2 separate regions of the Homo sapiens genome follow, and region 1 is linked to region 2. Evidence: read pairs that join two places in POLR2A ChIA-PET (ENCODE). Cell type or tissue: A673. All regions are shown on one strand.

Region 1 (2,500 bases), 140 kb after region 2:
GTTGTTACTGTCCAGTCATTTCAGTTTCCTCATGCTGATTGATTATCAGGAAGGCGAGGAGTTACCATGGGTTTTCTAGCCATGCAGGAAGGGTAATTGACTCCAATAATCAGAAGGACATTGAGGGCTGCACTTACATACTGAATGTGGCAGGGAAGAATATGTTTGGAATCCAGCTTAGGCGTTCTGTAATATTCCCTTGTCCAAATTTGATGTATACAGACAATTGCAGCAGCCATGGCCCAAGAGGGCCCAGTGATTATGACTCAGATCCTTGAGGATTGAGGGTCTGGGTTGTCTCACCAGGTAAACCACCTAGATTAGAAGAGGTGCTAGCAAAGGGCACCTCTTTGGGGAAAACAGAACGGGTAGGGGAGAAGAGGAATGACAAGTATTGGTTATGGCCTCGAGACTAGCTGTAGCTGTGAAGGTTGTAGTTTATTTCACTAACGTTCCTCTTGTATATTTCCTTTAGGAAGAGGGACCAAGCAAAACCCCAGAAGAGTTGATCTCAAAGCTTATTTTATGAAGAAAATTGACCTGAGTGACACAAAGGGTTGGACTGTAGTAGATGTCACGTTTTGCTGCCTAGATCTCCATCCAGGGATGAACTCTTATTTCCTCAGCTTCTTTGTCTCCTCAGCTTCTGGGAGGGTTGGCAGCTGATATTCTCACCTGAGTCCCTTTCTAGGACTTGCCCTTGCCTGAAGAGAGCTGTGCTGCCCAACATGATGCCTCCTCCAAGGTACAATCCACACCCAGTGACTAATAAACAGGGGTTACAAAGGCATGCCTGCTTGCCCCAGTTTGGGACAACTTTACCAGGCCAACCCAGCCTCAAGGCTCTCCACAGGAACAGGTGAGGCCATAGTTGTGATTACATCACAGGTCAGTTTCTCCTCTGCCCAAGCCTTCTTCCTTCATTCCTCCACAGATGCTGATCCTGAGATTCCTTTCCAGTAAACTTCCTCCATGCAATCTTCATCTCAGGAGTCTGTTTCCTGGGGAAACTAACCTGCAACTGATACAAATGCCTATTCTGTGAGATAAAACACTAAAAGTACAATGCGAGTGGTATAAATATTCTGCTACAGGAATACAAAGTCAGGTATCATTTTTGACTTAGGTAGTCAGAGAATGGAGATATTCTGAGTTGGACTTCTGAGATACTAGGATTCAATAGGTGAAGGGAAGATGAGATGGTATAAGACTAACATAGGCAGAATTTTGCTAAACGAATTGGAGATGAAACATCATAAGTGCAGGTGCACAAGTAGAAAAGTAAAATCAGAGCTCAAGGAAGGAGAAGTGATCCAGCTGGGCAGAAATATGGGGCCTATATAGAGATATACCAGGAAATAAAGCCAGGACGAATGGCAGGGTAGGACCTGATTGTTAAGGGTCTTAAATGCTGGGGTCAAGATTGTGGCCCTTACTTAAAAGTTGGTTGGGCATGATTTTGGGAGTTGTAGCAAAAGATGTGGCAAACTCAAAGCTTCCTTTTCATGTAAAGTATAGAGAAGTGGAGGTTCATATCATTAAATCACTGTAATTTCAGTGTGAACTTCTAACAATTTGAGCTAACCATGAGATAGGACACCTTATCAAGCAATGAGCTCTTCATTATCTAAAGAGATGCTGAATTTCAAGTCCATGTAGAGGAAGTCTTGTGTTGACTAGAGCATAATATGTCTGGGGGGACTTTTCTTCTTTTTTACTGATATTTAGTAACTTGGATATTGTGCTAAGTGCTTTACAGGTATTCTTATTTAATCCTCACAAGGCAGTATGGTAGATAATCTATTATATTGAAAATAATGGGCCAGGCACAGTGGCTCACGCCTGTAATCCCAGCACTTTGGGAGGCTGAGGTGGGTGGATCACCTGAGGTCAGGAGTTCAAGACCAGCCTGACCAACATGGTGAAACCCTGTCTTTACTAAAAATACAAAAATAAGCGTGGCATAGTAGCTCACACCTGTAGTCCCAGCTACTCAGAAGGCTGAAGCACGAGAATCACTTGAACCCACGAGGTGGAGGTTACAGTGAGCCAAAATCACACCACTGGACTCCAGCCTGGGTAAGAGAGCATGACTAGGTCTCAAAAGAAAGAAAGAAAATAATGAACAAAAAATGTTGAGTGGGCAGTATTAAATTAAAAAAAAACCTAATGTATTAAAGAAGGAGAAAAGTATAAAAATTAGTCAACAAGCAGAGAAAGAAAGAAAATATAAAGGTAAAAATGTATGTTATCCAAATGAGACCTCTTAAGAAGAAAAAATAAAGGAAATTCAAAAAATAAGTTAGGAAATAGTGAGTAAAATTATGAAGTTAAAAATTCACCAAAAATTTATTGATATGTCCAAGTTCAGCTTGTAGTGAACAGACTCTTCTTATGCAGAATTTGAGCAAAGTGCTAACACAACAGAGTTAGGTAATGGGATGAGGGTCAGTCAGATCACTCTATTTTTGGAAACTGGTTTCATGACTGCTTCCCCTTA
Region 2 (2,500 bases):
TACTGAAATCAGGGAGCAAAGGAGAATGACTGTAGTGATTCTGTCAAAAGTAATCTTGAACCAGACTTTTAAGTGAGGAAAACTTGATTATACAGTCAAGACATGTTTTAAAAATCTCCTGTTCCTCGTATTTGTTTCCATTTTAATCTTTGGAGATAAACTCATTCTTCTGTTTTTTAAAAATTGAATCCCCCCTACCCACTACCCTAAATCTGAGTATTTTTCTTTAATGAAGTAATCTTTTCTTTAGCAATGTTATATAGTCAAAGATAATTCTGTTTTCCTAACTGCCCCAAGTAAAAAGCTAGTGAAGTTAACCATTTTATCATTACTCTAAACTTTCTAAGCAAAGAATCACACCAACTCTCTTTTGTCATCCAGGTTGAGTAGTCCTCAACTGAAATGCTTTGGACCAGAAATGTTTCAGATTTGGAAATTTTTTTGGATTCTGGAATATTTGCATTACATTTACTTACCCAGTTGAGCATCCCTATCTAAGAATCCAAAATCTGAAATTCTCCAAAGAGCATTTCCTTTGAGGGTCATGTCGATGCTCAAAAGCTTCGGATTAGGAATACTCAGTCTGTACTACCTATACCCATCCACTCACCACCCCAAATAAAAATCCCAGTTTTTTTTTTTTTTTTTTTTTTTTTGAGATGGAGTCTTGCTTTGTCGCCCAGGCTGGAGTGCAGTGGCACGATCTCTGCTCACTGCAAGCTCCGCCTCCTGGTTTACGCCATTCTCCTGCCTCAGCCTCCCAAATAGCTGGGACTACAGATGCCCGCCACCATGCCCGGCTAATTTTTTGTATTTTTAGTAGAGACAGGGTTTCATTGTATTAGCCAGGATGGTCTCGATCTCCTGACCTCGTGATTCACCTGCCTTGGCCTCCCAAAGTGCTGGGATTACAGGCATGAGCCACCACGCCCGGCCAAAAATCCCAGTTTCTTAACTTTAAAGAGTCTAAAATGTTTTCATCTTGGGTTTACCAGATTTCATTAACAGATCTCTTCCAAATCTAATTTCTATTCCTCTTACTTCTCAATCTCTTTATTCCTCTCAAATGCTTATATAGAGTCGCTTTATTTCCCTTTCTTCCAACTTTGTATATTCTCATAAATACTACTCTCATAAATATCCTCATCACTCTAAGAAATTTTTTTCCTTGAGTTTCAATTTAAATAAATTTTTGTAATACGTTTGCTTGTTGAAAGCTTTTCACAAAAAACGTTTAACAGAAATGGAATATTTTAAACTTTATTAAAACAAAATTCATTAATACTGTTGAAGTAAAATAAAGCATATTATACATTTTAATGGCATTCTTCTTTTTACATGTATAAAAGATTAGGAAACCAAACTCATAAAAACATAAGATTGCAATCTCAATTTAAAACAACCAAATGAAAAATAGGCCATTCACACTATTCACTTTGTATTTTTTCCAAGGAAATAACAGTACCTTCTCATTTTTAACAAGCTGCTTTCGAATTGCAGAATCCCGTCTGAAGCACAACGCCTTACAACATGGGCCAAGATTACTAAGAAGACTTGCTCTTTCTTCTTTTCGTAGTAATGCAGCCATATTGAGAGCCCCCAATTCATGTTCAAAGAGATTGTCTGCATCTTTCAAAAAAAAGTAAACATGCATTAAGTTTTACTAAAATAGAAAAGGGTTACCAACTACTTAACTGAATATTCTACAAATTTTATACTTTATTAAAGTTAGCAACATTGGTGAAAATTATTTCACATTAAAGGCAATATATTCTCTGTGAAGCACCTTCAACACGTAGTTATGTTGGTAGTCTCAAACAAGAATAAATATTCTGATAGCCACTTTAAATTTACTTAAAATATAAGAAAAGCAGACTGTATGTGGATCTCAAGGTAGAGCCCAGGGAATTTTTTTTTTAATTTTAAACAATTTATTTATTTATTTATTTTTTGAGATAAAGTATCTCTCTGTTGCCCAGGCTGGAGTGCAATGGCACGACCTCGGCTCACTGAAACCTCCACCTCCTGGATTCAAGCGATTCTCCTGCCTCAGCTTCCCGAGTAGCTGGGATTACAGGCGTACACCACCACACCTGGCTAATTTTTTTTTGGTATTTTTAGTAGAGATGGGGTTTCACCATGTTGGCCAGGCTAGTCTTGAACTCCTGACCTCAAGTGATCTGCCTGCCTCGGCCTCCCAAAGTGCTGGGATTACAGCCATGAGTCACCGCCCCCAGCCCCAGGGAATTTATTTAAAGAACGTTTTTAAAGGATGTTTTAAAGAAACGTTCAAGTTAAGAATCATTGAACTCTAATTCAGTATACTGCTTACCATCAACTACTATTTAGAGTTTTAGATTTCAAGACTTTATTATAGCAAGATTCAAATGTTATAACAATATTCAAGTCTGTGACCTCTAAAAAAATTAGTTAAGAAAGTGATTGTTAGATAACCTGCAAACTTTGTCCTAGATTTGGTCACCATAAAAACCTGGGACAA

What was found. ChIA-PET counts read pairs that join two places held together with the same protein. Peaks named below come from ENCODE experiments on the same cell type or tissue, not always from the same donor. Only the 100,000 strongest peaks of a DNase experiment are listed, where the experiment ranks them.
Region 1: POLR2A ChIA-PET joins it to region 2 with 12 read pairs; 2 of 35 experiments call an interaction of 5 or more read pairs at or near these places.

Annotation. Positions count from the first base shown.
Region 1 is chr13:46,097,923-46,100,422 of GRCh38, forward strand. The region is part of intron 1 of CPB2 (carboxypeptidase B2); the gene reads right to left. It overlaps CPB2-AS1 (CPB2 antisense RNA 1), which reads left to right. Exons shown (of 3, transcript NR_046227.1): 3 at 476-2,500. Among named protein-coding and RNA genes, the nearest start is that of CPB2, 5.9 kb to the right of the region's middle. In A673, no CTCF peak of the experiment used is centred here; no DNase peak of the experiment used is centred here; H3K27ac peaks cover 435 bases.
Region 2 is chr13:45,958,018-45,960,517 of GRCh38, forward strand. ZC3H13 (zinc finger CCCH-type containing 13) reads right to left here. Exons shown (of 19, transcript NM_001330564.2): 18 at 1,466-1,629. Among named protein-coding and RNA genes, the nearest start is that of ZC3H13, 93 kb to the right of the region's middle. In A673, no CTCF peak of the experiment used is centred here; no DNase peak of the experiment used is centred here; H3K27ac peaks cover 455 bases.